Regions from separate parts of the Homo sapiens genome. Here region 1 is linked to region 2. Evidence: chromatin contacts called from ENCODE Hi-C or POLR2A ChIA-PET data. All regions are on one chromosome and are shown on one strand. Each heading gives the region's core, a stretch centred on a gene start or an enhancer-like site at or near the end of the contact. The rest is flanking DNA. Distances are from core to core; before and after follow the strand shown.

Region 1 (7,150 bases), core at 2,183-4,682, 110 kb before region 2:
TGCATATTTTGGTGAGATTGTCAATCAAGGTGTCCTACTTGGCCCTGGCCAAGGGGTGACCTGTATTTCAAGCGAAGCCAGTGGAGAGATACTGCCAGGTCTGAACAGATGGAAGCAATGCATCTGTTCTTCTGTTCCTGCTACAAGGGTTCCCTAAGCTTCCGTTGCCTGCCCTTTCGGACACTTAGTGGTTCCGATTTCCTGAGACCTGGTAATTCTATGTTACTCTTCCAATAAATTCCTTTTTTTCTTTTCTAAACTTGGACATTGGTTTCTCTCACCACAGACCCCTTGAAGTACAGGTTAAGAATCCCCTCACCAAAGGCCAGGCAACTTCAAGAAATGTTCTTAGAATTTTCTCTAAAAATTAAAAGAAAAATATAAGAGTCAAATGGATGTTTCAACTATTAATAGTTCAGCCACATTAAAGGCAGAATTGATCTACAGAAAGTCAAGGTCAGCCAGGTGTGGTGGCTCACACCTGTAATCCCAGCACTTTGGGAGACTGAGGTGGGCAGATCACCTGAGGTCAGGAGTTCAAGACCAGCCTGGTTAACATGGTGAAACCCCATCTCTACTAAAATTACAAAAATTAGCCAGGTGTGGTAGCAGGTGCCTAGCTGGGAGGCTGAGGCAGGAGAACTGCTTGAACCTGGGGGGTGGAGGTTGCAGCGAGCCGAGATCACGTCATTGCACTCCAGCCTAGGTGACAAGAGCGAGACTCTGTCTCAAAAAAAAAAAAAAAAAGAGAGAGAGAAACAAATGCCCTTTGTTGATGGTGATTATCTCAGGGGTTGCAGAAGATGTTTACAATATAAGTTGCATATTTCTGAAGTTGGTTGACTTTTAAATTAACTGTCAGAGAGGTGTTTTGAAAACTGAAATTTTAATTTAAAACTGCTCTTAAAAAGAAGAAAATGTAGGCTGAGGCCAGCACAGAAAGCCAAAGGAATCTGCAGGGATAACCCAGGTTTTGAAAGAGGTGACATTTCCCAGCAAGAGAGGGTCATCGCAGAGGGTCTCTAGAATTCCTCTAGAGTCACTTCCAGCTCTAAGTTCTGGGATCGCTCAGATTTCCCTCCATCCCCAGTGTGTGGTCAGAAGGCAAATGCCACAAGAATTGTCTCCTGTACTATGTCAAGGCCTTCAACTTCTCGCCTTGGACAAGAAGAAAAGAAGCCCAACAGGAAAATGTAAAAATAAAGCAAAGCACAAACCCCAGCTTTGTGAAGAGAAATTCTCATTCACATGGAAACTTTGGGTCAGTGGCTAACCTGCCAGAATCTGTCTCCCAGTCCTTTCTCTTTCTCCTTAGCATCTAACTAGTCCAAGATTTGAGGGAGGAGTCACCCATTTGCCTGAGGGAGAAAAGCTGTAAGCCTCATGAGGGCAGAGGCCAAGCAGTTTTGCTCACTGGTTTATGTCAGTGCTTAACATTTGTTCAATGAGAAAACCACTTAACTAGTTACCGAATGAATGGATGGATGAGTAGTTCAGTGTACTAGCAGCTTAGAGCATGGTCTGGAGACTGGAAAACTGAAGTTTTGATTCCAGCTCTGACATTCACTGCCTCTACGGCCGTGAACAAGTACATGTATGTCTCTGAACCTTTGTTTCCTCTTACACAAAAAAGAGGATGATATACTCATTTGATAGGGCTGTGATGAGGATCAAACAACATAATAAATGTAGCAGACTTAATGCCATGCCTGGCACAAAGTGGAGCTGGGTAAAAGTTAGTGATAATCATTATTGCTTTCAACAGGGATTATGACAGAAGAACCCAGAAAGTTTCTCTCTCTAACTTTCCCCAGCCATGAACTCTCCAGTACATCACTTAAGAGAGGTGGTAAAACGCAATGTGCTCATTCCTGCAGCCCATTTCCTGGGTTTGCTTTCACAGACTGCGCCATGTACAGCTGGTCAGGAGTTCAGAGTTTAATAGTTCATTCCAGGTGCCAGTGGGGAAGTGTGAATTTTCCCACAGAAAATGCACTCCTGGTAAAAATATTCTCAGCCTCTTCTGAGACTTAGCAAGGGGGGAGAAATCATTCACCCAGTGACATTACCCCATCATCACAGGCCTCTCTGACCCTCAGCACTGAAAGGAACCCTAGAAATCATGTAGTCAAACCCCAATTACACTGTGAGCTCCCCAAAAACAGGGACCTTGTGTCTTTGAAGTCTTCTCCCCGGCCCCCAGCACCTAGCAAGCAGGCAGTACATGTGCATTCTGTGAATGAGTGAATAAACTCGCAAACGAATGAATGAACCTTTTATCTCGTGTAGGAATCTGCCAAATGGCTATTCACCACTGGACACCTCCAGGGAGAGGCTACTCCTGAGACTACCCACTCCATTTCTGACCACATACAGTAGTTTAATGTTTTACTCCGGATTAAAAACTACACCTCTGTCACTGGCACCCACAGGCCTTCATTCTGGCCTCTGAATCTACATAAAACAATCCGCTTTCATTTTCCACCTAATCACCCTTTCTGAAGCAGCAATATCAGCATCATCTAGAAACTAGTTAAAAATGCAAATTGCCAGGCTCCACCCAGACTCATGAATCAGACAGAAACTCTAGGGTTAGGGCCAGCCATCTGTTTGAACAACTCTGCAGCTCCCCCAAGCTAGGTCCACATACGCCCATGTGTCCAGGTGCTGCTCTCAGAACCAAAGGACGCTGCTGTCCCACAGAGAGGAGGGCACATGGTCACTGAGCAGCCCGGCCCAGCCCAGCTGCCCCATTCTCTGACCACATCTTGTTCTCATCTCCTCCCTGACGAGGGGCTGGCTCAGCAGACCGGCAGGAAGCCGTCTCTCACCATTGGATTGCATTAGGATTTTCAGGAAACGACTTGTGAGTGATGTGCATCCAGGAAGAGAAAGGACTGTGCAAGATTTCCCATTCCGCCCACTCCTTTTTTCTAGCTTTAAAAGAAAAGCAATTTCTGTTCTACCCTGCTGCCCCCTGCTCTGTCTGCTCTGTGCTCAGGAGCCCACGGACAGGCAGAAATCAGTAGGACACTCTGCCATGTCTCGGCACCATCATAATAATAGCCAGCACTAGAGTTGAGCAAAATCTGGGTCATTTAGATTCCAAAGTCCCTGAGCAAAACCTGCATCTTCAGACTCCCACCTAGGAAAATAAGCTACCCCCAAATACCGGACATAAAACATTAGGTCACTCTCTAGGGAAGAAGAACTGGAACCTGTACAAGCAGCCAGGCCCTGAAAGTACACTGCAGCCTGAAAACAGCTCAGACCCGTCTTTCCTAAGGCTCAGAAGCTTCAAACTCAGGACAATTCCTTTAAGTTCTATTTATCGTCAGACAAATTTCAAATGCCTCTCTAGGCTAAACCACCCTCTAGAGAGGAAGGAGCAGTGACACTAAAATGAATTTGCAAAACATCTTCTGGGAGCTCAAACCTTCTTCCTCCTGCTTCAGATAAGCAAACCAGTGAAGATAAAGTGATAACAATTTCCCATTTACCTTGAAAAACACCCTCTGCAGACGAGCTCAGCATAGGCGAGCATCACTCTGCTCATCTCAGTAGCAAGTTTTGCTGACACCTCCTTTCTCTGGGCCTTTCTCTATCTAATTCTTCCAAGAGTCTCCAGGCATTTATACCCTGATGATGCCTTGGGAGGTCCACTTTTCTGGTCTCTCTTATTTCACCTGGAGGGTCTTCATCCTGCCTATGTTAGTAATAATGTTCTCACCATGCGACTTAGCCCAACAACTGCACAACACCTGGAAAGACTGTTCAAAAATACACAATCCCCTCCCTTTTCTAGGGAAGGATTAAGAAATCTGTATTTTTAATAGTTTTTTTTTTTTCAGGTGATTTATGTTTTCGGGTTCTGGGAATTATTCTACTCCATTTGAGCAATTTTAACATTTTTAATTCTTTTTTTTATTTCTAGCCTCCTAATCACCTTCCAAAAGTCTAAAGATGGTGCTAACCCAGCATAGAGGGAAAGTCGGAATGCTTTGGTTTAAGCAGCAGCTGCACTAGGCAACTGCCCTTCCAAAGCCTGGAAATGAAGCAAAAGATGACTATGGTTCCTCTCAATGTCACACAAGCGTACAGCCAGGGCTGGGTGCAATGGCTCACGCCTCTAATCCCAGGACTTTGGGAGGCCGAGGCAGGTGGATCACACGAGGCCAGGAGTTCCAGACCAGCCTGGACAACAGGGCGAAAGCCCGTCTCTACAAAAAAAAATAGCCAGGTGTGGTGGCGCGCACCTGTAATCCCAGCTACTCAGGAGGCTGAGGCAGGAGAATCGCTTGAACTCGGGAGGCGGAAGCTGCAGTAAGCTGACATTGCACCACTGCACTCCAGCCTGAGTGACAGAGCCAGATTCTGTCTCAAAACATTAAATTAAAAAACACTAAGGGAGCACAGCCAAGCCTTAGACTCTCAGAGGCCTGTCTACGGTTCTCTGGACTTTATGGGAAGAGTGTGGCTTTGAAAGATGTACTATTTACAATTAATTAGGACAGCCCTTGTTCCACTCTGTAAAATCAGATGTTAACTTGTAAAAACTTAATAAGATACAACAGAAATGCAAATATTTCCATCTAGTAGAAAAGATAACCCCAAAGGTTATGATTTTACAGCCCCTAGGATATTAACTAGTTTTGTGTCTAATTTAGCAATCTTATCTCAGCATTCCTTTTTTCACTATTAAATACACACACACCGCCACACAAATACGTCTTAGTTTCCCTTATCCAATTTTAAACCAGTTTTATCATCTTGCTGGTTAGCCCATTAATTAGATAAATAAAACTTCGAGAAGTGCTCACTATGTATTTGTATAAAAATTGTTTTCACGTGAGCCACATAAACCCCCTCCATTTTCTAGACTGCAAAATGAACAGACTAATAATCACCATCAGTATCACAGCGATGCTGAGGATCAAATGAGAAAATACATTCAAATCCTAGCTCTTATAAGTCGTGTGAATTCAGACTGGTCAGTAACTTCTCCGTGCCTATGGTTTCTCATCATAAAATGAGGAGAATGACAAAATCTACTTCACAGTGCCCCTGTAAGATGTTAGAATAGTGCCTGGCATATAGGAAGATCATATGAACAAATGTGAAAGAATTATTTGTAAAGTAGAAAGTATTTGTGCTTTACAAATATTGCTATCATTTTCTCCAGCACTAGCTATATATACACGTGGCAAAATCTTGATCATTGTTAAATCTAGGTAATGGGCATCTGAGGTTTATAATACTAGTCTCTCTCCTTCTGGGTTTGTAAATTTTGACAATATTTTTTAACTGGCTAGGTGATACGGTGCAAGTCACAAACTACTCAGCCTCAGTTTCCCTTTCTATCAAGCAGAAATGGCAATGCCCAGGACAGACAGGTACTGGAAAGTGTCTCTGAAAAGCAGAGTGCTATTCTAATGTCATGGCCTGCACTAGTCTAGATTTGGGACAAAATAAATTCAGTGAGTATTGTTTTGTTTTCTAAGATGCTGAAAGAAAAGCAGGGAAGAGACAGCCAGAGCTGCTTCAGAACCAAGATTTCTACATCAGTACTCATTCCACCTCTGACTCCAAAGGAATGGAAACAAACCAACGTGCCAAAGGCATGGCCCTAAAGCCAAATAAGGGACTGATGAGTCCAGGGGGCTGCAAGCAGACACATTCCTTTATGAGGGAACAGAAAGGCGAAGGAAGGGGGAACTTTGGAGGTTGCTCCTAGAGTAAAAAATTGGGACCTCCTCCTATCCCAGGGACTCCCTTGAATAAGCACCATCGTTGCCAGAGGACCAGCTTTGGAAGCAACACTCCGAAGGCAAAAATGGCGCCATCCAGAAGCCTGGCAAAAGGCCAATGCTACTCAGTATGTTTTCTTTAACTTCCTATTAAGGAAGTTTCCAAACAATGCGTTAAGTCAACACTCCCTTTCACCAACCACTTCCCACGACATCTTCTCCCAGTCCGCACAAGACCTGGCACCCTTCCGACCAGTTTCTGGTCCTGTGTTTTGCTTTTACATTATATACCAAAGGATGTTTGGATGAGCACCACTGACTCCTTTGGCCAGCAGGGTCTTTACTTAATCCTCTTCAGGCCTCCCTCGTGGCTGCCTCTGTGAAGATGGGTAACCTCTCTGCACAAATAGAGCTGACTTCTTGAGATCAGACAACTTAACTGGCAGGGACCTGCGGGGCCCTCAAAATGGCTCACCCAAGAAGAGTTCACAAATTTGTTTTCCAGTGTCCCGAATAGCCCATTATGTGTATTTGTTGGAATTAGATAAGAACAGTTCGGGGAAATGAGGTGCTACCTTTAGAATTTCTGAGAAAAATCTAAAAGCGAAAATGGTGAGTAGGAACAACTTCTCTAGCAACCAGTTTTTGGTAAATAACCACAGTGTTGATCAGATTAGCCGATACCACAGAAAACCTGAAGGGAAAGACGAATGTAAGAGGGTATGAGGAAACTGCCATATCATAAAGAAAAACGGTGTGGATAAGACACAGGGGAAATGAAGAGAAGGACCCTCTGAGATCACTGGAGCTGTGAGAATATGCTTAGAAAAAAGGGAATAAGCGGACCACTCCCTGAAACTAACAAACAAACATAAAACAGGTAGGTGAGGACCACAAACCAGCCTGCTAAATGTAGGTGCTTAGCCCTTTTTAAGCTCTGATTAAATATCCCAGTAACTTTCATAAACTTGCCCAATGTTTCTTAGCATACTAAGACACAGACCGCACCCAAAGCATAAGTCAAGGATGTCAGAACTTGGAAAGCCCTCATAGATCATAGTGGATACCTATTGTCAGAGCCTGCCCAGCATCCATGCCACCTTCTTGAGATAAACAGTGGCCCAACTTGCATTTAAAGAAATACTCCCCTCTCGTTGCATTGCTGACTAGGGCACCTGGAGTTGGTCAAGATCCCTGCCCTTGCCTGGCCAAATGAATGCTTCATGATATGCCTGGACAGTCAGATCTCATCTCAGAATTTCAAGATGATAGTACATGAAGGGACCGTCTATTCATTCTAGGATCTCAACCTTTCCAAACCTTAGTTTTTCAACTTTTCCCTCATTCTATGCGTTGCCCCATATCCTTTCCAAAAAGATTGTTTAGGAGAAGCGAGGGTTAGT
Region 2 (7,244 bases), core at 3,146-5,645:
GAACCTCTCTGCCAATATTTCAGAAAATAATAAGTTTTGTCCCACCTTGCACAGACATGCTGGCCATGCACTGTGCATTTTCCAAGCTTAATCCCAATGTTCCCACTGCTAGGGAGAAATCGGACTCCTTTCACACTATATCATGACAGGGCTAAATCTATCAATCAGAAGGCAGGACTATGTTCTGACAATCATATGTTAAAATGGAATATGGTGACAATCCCTGCATTCTCATTAAGCGTAGACTGCATTTTTTTTCTGTTGCTATCATTTTAACACTTCTATAGTTTACTTGCAAAATTATAGCCTAAAGCTTTCAAGATGTACTTTCATTAAACTTACATCTATCTAAATCAAAACCACAATAAAACTGCGTGTCCTCTGATTTGTATGAGTTGGTGAATATGAAATCAGATATCCCTTTGCTTGGTTCTATTTAAGGAAACTCATGCCCAGTGTCATTTCAATCATTGTTATAATATTAGTCATTATTCTCTTTATTGTACATATCAGAAAAAAATTATATATTTTTGTCTTTCAATCTCAACCTACCCTAATCTTTAACTAAATAAATTCATTTAAAAGAAGTAAGAGGCATTATTTAATTTGATTACCAGGAAATTCCTCTCTGTGCTTTTCCTTAATCTTTTGTGCTTCATCGTAATAGGGTTTCTTTTGTTCTTCACTAAGTTTGTTCCACTCTAACCCAAGCTGGACACTGATTTCTGCATTGTTGGCTGCTGGGTTAGCTTTGGCTAGTGCTGGTCGGTGGATCCTTGCCCAAACCATAAATGCGTTCATGGGTCGCTTCACATGACCATTTCTGTCCTTACTGAAGGGAGTATCTGGTATGCCTACATGACAAAAATTAAAAGGCTAAATTAATGTGCCATACACACACACACACACAATTTTAAGGTAAAGTGCACCTCCGTCTATACTTATTTTTGAAATATCTGGAGGAAATATACACTTCAATATAACCAAAAAAACCTGCCAGTATTCCACAATTCCTTACATCCCCTGAACTCATCATTCTGAACTGTAGTTTAGAATGACTCCTTTTCCTCAAAGAGGATAATATTGTTGAAGATAACTGTGGCAATAATCATGTTGAAGAGAGTAAATTGTTGGCTTATTACTTCTTTGATCTGTATTATTAGTACCTCTAACAATAATTAACATTTATTTATTTACTACTAAAAATATTCTACCATTAAGGAACAGGAACCATGCATGACTTACTCGTGACTATAATCTTAGCTAGGTAGAGGTTCTCTAAACATTCACAGGAACTCATCTACATGCTGCTCTTGTGTCCTTTCAAGCAAAACTATTTATAATATTGTAATACTATATTAGTTGTATTTCACTACGAAGGTGAAGCTCTTACCAAGTGGAATCATCAACACTAGTCCTGTGTCCTGGGAGAAAAATGAAAGAAAACAATAAAAATAATTTTTTGGGCCAGGTACGGTGGCTCACGCCTGTAATCCCAGCACTTTGGGAGGCCAAGGCAGGTGGATCACGCGAGGTCAGGAGTTTGAGACCAGCCTGGCCAACATGATGAAACCCCATCTCTACTGAAAATACAAAAATTAGCCAGGCGTGGTTGCTCATGCCTGTAGTCCCAGCTACCTAGGAGGCTGAGGCAGGAGAATCGCTTGAACCCAGGAGGTGGAGGTTGCAGCGAGCTGAGATCACGCCACGGTACTCCAGACTGGGCAACAGAGTGAGACTCAGTCTCAAAAAAATAATTTTTTGAAAGTCACAGAAGGCAGGTAAAATGGCTCACACTTGCTTCTGACCTTCATTCCTAGAACCTCTCTGCCAATATTTCAGAAAAAAAATGACAGAAAATAATAAAAGTAATTTTTTTGAAAGTCAGAGAAGGCAGCCACAATGGCTCACACCTGTAACCTCAGTACTTTGGGAGGCCAAGGCGGAGGACTGCTTCATCCCAGGAGTTCGAGACCAGCATCTCTTTTTCATAAAATAAAATTTAAAAAAAGAAAGTCACAGAGCCAGTTGAAATTTCAACAAAGGAAGTTATCTAAATTCACATCTCTCATGTATTTTATCAAAAATAACTGTCCATAAATTTATTATATTATTTTAGGATTACTTCATATATTAAAAATTTCTTAAAAACACTAAAGATGAAATAAGTAGTATAAAGAAAGCTTTCCCTTTCTTTCCTTTAGAAAACAAAAATAAAATCTAAAAACTACTAAAGATAAAAGCAACAGGGTGGAGTGGAGAGGAAGAATCAACACAGAAAATTAAAAAAACAATAAAACATAAAGTTAATAAAAATATGAACCAAAGATTAATATGACTTTCCAAGATGTTCATTGGCAAAGTGTTCTGTGTGAACTAAATCTTAAAATAAGAATTTGCTAACTATATATCTGGAAATACTGAATAGAAATAAAAACATTATTTGTACTTGTTACTGCTGCAACTAGTCATTTCTTTAAAAATAATATTTATGGCTCATTCTACTGTATTCTTTTCAATATTTCTATAAGTCATTACCTTTCAGAGGAATAAACCCTAAAATATTACATTGAATCACGTATTGTTTTCTGCTAGAATATTTATTATTCATTTTTAAAGATAGCCTCTATAATCGGTATAAACTTTCCTGTTTAATTATAATCACTTTTTTCATTCAACACCATTATTTCTTCTATTTCTTGATACATATAAAAGTACTGAGCTGTTATACTACAATATTTTTAATCTTGATTATTTGTAGCATATAAACTGAGGGCTATGCGCTGTCTAGCAAGAATATTTCTATTTTTGTGTACAAAAATTAGTCCTATCTAAATACTGGGCCTTAAAATCGATTTTTTAAAAAATACTTGAGAATCTTGAAGGCATTCGTGTATTTTACTGCTATATGTACAAGTCGATCAGAAGTGATACCTGTGCAGACTCTGCCCTGAAAACAATCAGTTCCATTACTTTACTTTTGTAGTTTAGACTTGGGAACTGCTGACAAAACAGCTATGGGCAACACAGACGCAGTTTTGAAAACCCGACTCCCCTGCTGTCTAATACCTGCATCTGAGGGCAACACGGTGAGCGGGACATCTTTGGTTTCAATTTTTACAGAAGGCTCCAGTAGGGACTGCATTTTAGTAGGCACTGGTGTCAGGGGGACCTTGGTCAATCTTATCAGCTCTGAAGGCGGAGCTCCCTGAAACTGGATCCGGGCCCCAGGGGGGACCGTGTGGAGCGTCAAAGGGATCCTAAGGTCTTGCTGGTGCGGCCCAAAGGCACCGGACGTTGGGGCCAAGATGACCTCCGCGCTGCCATGAACCAGGCCATTGGACGCGGGCTCCGCGCCGAGCCTGCAGTCCTCGAGGAGTCTCTCGGGTTCCTCCGTTTTGATCACACCTTCTCGGATGGCTGCCGGGCTTTTGCCTGCCCCGCCTTGCATCGAGTCTCTCATGACCTCCTCCGCCTCCAGCTTGCCCTTCTCGTCCCCTCGGAAGTAGCCGAGGGCCGGCCCGGGGCCTTCCAACTTGACCACCCTGGAGGCTCTAGGACCGGTTTCGACGGCCCCTCGAGGCCCCACTGACTGATCCAGGCTGGGCCCCAGCTTCTGCTTCTTGGCCTTGACATGCAGCGCCAGGGGCTGCACCGGGTGCAACTCGGGCCTGGAGGTGGCGCCGTCTGACGCTGTCGGCGGCTGCAGGAGCCGCAGGTCGGGCCTGAACTGCAACAGCCGCGCCTGCGCGGACGAGGCAGCGGCTTCCTCGTTCTGGGCCTGAGGCTGTGGTAGCAGCAACACCTGCTCTGGCTTCACCTGCAGCAGCCGCCGCACCGCGGGCTGTAAGCCGGACGCCACTGCCTCCCCGCACGACGAGGCCAAGGTCGCACTGGCTGCCGCGCTCAGTGTGGGAGACGACGGAGGGGGCTCCATGGCTGCTGCCCAAAAGGAGGTGCCCTCGACCGGCAGCGGGGGCGGAGCGGGACGCAACGGGCGCGGCTGAGGCGGCGGCTCGGGTCTGGCTCTCTCCATGGGGGAGGGGGACGCCCCGGCCAGGATTGTGAGCTCAGCCGTTTGTTGGCGACCTTCCCCCTCCCCCTTTCGGTTAAGAGCCTTGCAAGGCCTTTGCTACCCAGAACCCTACGCGGTTCAAAACGCAGCTGTCTGTCTGGGCCTCACCCAATCACAACGACCGATACCCGTGGACGGCCAATCACAGGCGGGTTTTCCGGCTCTTCCTGGTCCCTACTCTCGCCTCGTGCTGAGTCCTCGAATCACCTGCCATGGTAGGAGCCGCCGCACTTGTTGCACATTTTCGTTCTGACTCTCTTGTGGAGTTCTCTTACAGCCGTTGTCTTTAGTCATCCCTCCCCCACCCGGAGCTGCGACAATGGCGTTGCCCAGGAAACGTTGCGCTTCCAGGCCGCTGACATCCAGGGAATGAAGTCTTGCGTCACAAGGGGAGCGACGGCCTTGTGCACGCGCTCTGTGCGGCCTGAGTAATCTGTCGGCCCTGAGTACCACCAGGGCTTTTGAATCTTTGCCAAGGGAGAATGGGGAAGATTTTGCAACTTATCAATAACCTATTAGCTAATGTTGCTGGGGAGGATCTTCGACTTTGTGTGATTATTGTGCTAAAGTTTCAATTAATCACCAGGCCCTGTGGCCCTACTTCCAAAATACTATACATCCCAAATTCATCCACTGTTTTGTGTCTCTACCTGCCATTATCCTGTTCCAGGCTCCCAGCATCTTTCACTGGGATACTGCCGTAACCCTGTAAATAGTCTCCCTGCTTGTCACCCTTGCCCCACTACACTCCAGCTGCCAGTGATCTTTCGAAAACGCAAATCTAAGGTTGTCACACTTTTCCTAAACTTTCCATGGCTCCCCACTGATAATGTAATGAAAGTCTAAAATTCTTAGCAAAGCCTTAAAAATCCCCCAGTGGCTTGGGATCTAACCTCCTACTACTGCTACTATTAGATTGGTGCAAAAGTAATTGTGGTTTTTGCCATTAAATAGTTATTGAGTCTTTGGGTTTCAGCCACATTGGCCCCATCATCATTCTCTTTCTACTGCAGGGTGTTTAAACATGCTCAGCATGCTACTCTTTCCTTTGTGTCTCCTTAATTCCTCCTGCACATTTTTCATATTGCAGCTCAACTGGGACTTCTTCAGAGAAGCTTTTACTGACTCTGAAAATCAGATAAAATCTTGGTCTACTTATACCTCTATCACTTGGTTTGCTTACCACAATTTGTAATTAGAATTTTCATGTGATGATTCCACTGCCTCTCCCACTTTAGACTATAAAGTCCTTGAAGGCAGAACAGTTTGTGTTTTGCCCATCACTGAATCCACAATGCAGACCATTGAGCCTGGCATATAGTACTCAATAAATACTTGTTGAATAAATAAATGAATAGCGACTGTGATAGGGTAATAATAAAATAGTAATAATCACTACCTGTGTTAAGGGCTTACTCTTATGCTAGACACTGTTCCAAATCCTTTCCATGTTTATGTTTCTCCTTTTAGTAGGATTGTGTTTATTTCCATTAAACATCACCAAGAAAAACAAAAAGAAATCCTGTATTAACATTTGCTGCATTTCTAAATGACATTCTGGCCAAAAACTATAGTTTATCTTGACGTAGATGATTTTTGCAATCAAGACAAGTTATCACTCAAAGACCACTCCAATTTATTGTCCAATCCTCTGGTAACAAATGTGGTCAGTAGGAGTTCTTATACCTGGCAGATAGACAAGGGCAATGGTTTTCAAACTTTTATCTCAAGAACTCATTATACCCATAAAAACTATTGAAGATCCTGGGCTGGGCGTGGTGGCTCACTCCTGTAATCCCAGCACTTTGGGAGGCTGAGGCAGGCGGATCACTTGAGGTCAGGAGTTCGAGACCAGCCTGGCCAACATGGTGGAACCTCGTCTCTACTAAAAATAAAAAATTAGTTGGGCATGGTGGCACATGCCTGTAATTCCAGCTACTCGGGAGGCTGAGGCAGGAGAATCGCTTGAACCTGGGAGGCAGAGGTTGCAGGAGCCGAGATCGTGCCACTGCACTCCAGCCTGGGCAACAGAGCAAGACCCTGTCTCAAAAAAAAAAAAAAAAACTATTGAAGATCCCAAAAAAGCTTTTGTTCATGTGGATTTCATCTATCAATATTTACCATGTTGTAAATAAAAACAAATTTTAAAGATAGCAACTCATTTAAAACGTCAACAATAAAACCATTCTGTGGTAACACATTTTCATAGGAAAAAATTATATTTTCCCCACCTTATGCTCACAAGAGAATGAAGTGAAAAGAGCAAATATTACATTAGGATTATTATGAAAATAGTTTTAACCTAGCTGACTCTGTAAGTGTCAGTCCCCATACCACACTTTGAGAACCACTGTACTAGGGTTTAAATGGGAGAGGCAACTGTATGCATGAGCAAAAGCTGATAAAAGAGGCAAATAAGTTGTCAGAGGTGTGTGAACCAGAGCACCTCCATCTTGAGTAGGTGCTGGGTAAAATGAGGCTGAAACATACTGGGTCGCATTCCCAGACAGTTAAGGCATTCTAAGTCACAGGATGAGATAGGAGGCTGGCACAAAGTACAGGTCATAAAAACCTTGCTGATAAAACGGGTTGCAATAAAGAAGCTGGCTAAAACCCACAAAAACCAAGATGGTGATGAGAATTACCTCTTGTCATCCTCACTACTACACTCACACTGGCAGCATGACAGCTTACAGATGCCACTGCAATGTCAGGAAGTTATCCTATATGGTCTAAAAAGGGGAGGCATGAAAAATCCACCCCTTGTTTAGCTTATCATCAAGAAATAACCATAAAAATGGGCAACCAGCAGCCCTTGGGGTTGCTCAGTCTATGGAGTAGCCATTATTTTATTCCTTTACTTTCTTAATAAACTCGCTTTCACTTTACTTTATGGACTCGCTCTGAATTCTTCCTTGTGCGAGATCCAAGAACCCTCTTTTGGGGTCTGGATCTGGACCCCTTTCCTGTAACTTCTTTCTGGTGACCCAGGTGGGATTATAGTGTGTAAGCCCCCAGTAAGTGGTGAGGTCCTGTAACATCTTTCTGGCAACTATGGAATGGACTGCAGTATGGAAACCCCGACCCAAAGGCTAACTTTGGGTAAGTGGTGGGGTCCGGTAACATCTTTCTGGTGAACCCTAAAGGGACGATACTTAGGAGACTCCTG

Evidence for each region. A loop is a pair of places that touch in the nucleus more often than their neighbours do. ChIA-PET counts read pairs that join two places held with the same protein, here RNA polymerase II (POLR2A). Pooled maps may share reads with other maps.
Region 1: a loop to region 2 is called in a map of CD4-positive, alpha-beta T cell, with 2.0 times the contacts of the local background. The contact joins the enhancer-like site here to the promoter of SOX30 in region 2. A Hi-C loop is called at or near these places in 3 of 168 maps with a recorded cell type or tissue (CD4-positive, alpha-beta T cell, CD4-positive, alpha-beta memory T cell and PC-9), 1 of 37 single-sample maps with no recorded cell type and 8 of 50 pooled maps. POLR2A ChIA-PET finds 5 or more read pairs at or near these places in 5 of 52 experiments (B cell, CD4-positive, alpha-beta memory T cell, Caco-2 and 2 more).

Annotation. Positions count from the first base shown.
Region 1 is chr5:157,538,424-157,545,573 of GRCh38, forward strand. The region is part of intron 3 of ADAM19 (ADAM metallopeptidase domain 19); the gene reads right to left. Among named protein-coding and RNA genes, the nearest start is that of ADAM19, 34 kb to the right of the region's middle. RefSeq lists enhancers at 2,354-2,473, 2,614-2,713, 3,124-3,183, 3,344-3,453. Within about 2 kb of position 3,433, at least 25 of the 41 ENCODE cell types and tissues checked have a DNase peak (open chromatin) inside an H3K27ac peak, as active enhancers do; they include B cell and CD4-positive, alpha-beta T cell, where a contact is called at or near this core.
Region 2 is chr5:157,648,043-157,655,286 of GRCh38, forward strand. It overlaps SOX30 (SRY-box transcription factor 30), which reads right to left and starts at 4,396. Exons shown (of 5, transcript NM_178424.2): 1 at 3,070-4,396; 2 at 615-854. The coding sequence starts at 4,036. It overlaps LOC105377675 (a long non-coding RNA gene), which reads left to right and starts at 3,764. Exons shown (of 3, transcript XR_941127.3): 1 at 3,764-4,290. RefSeq lists an enhancer at 4,039-4,333.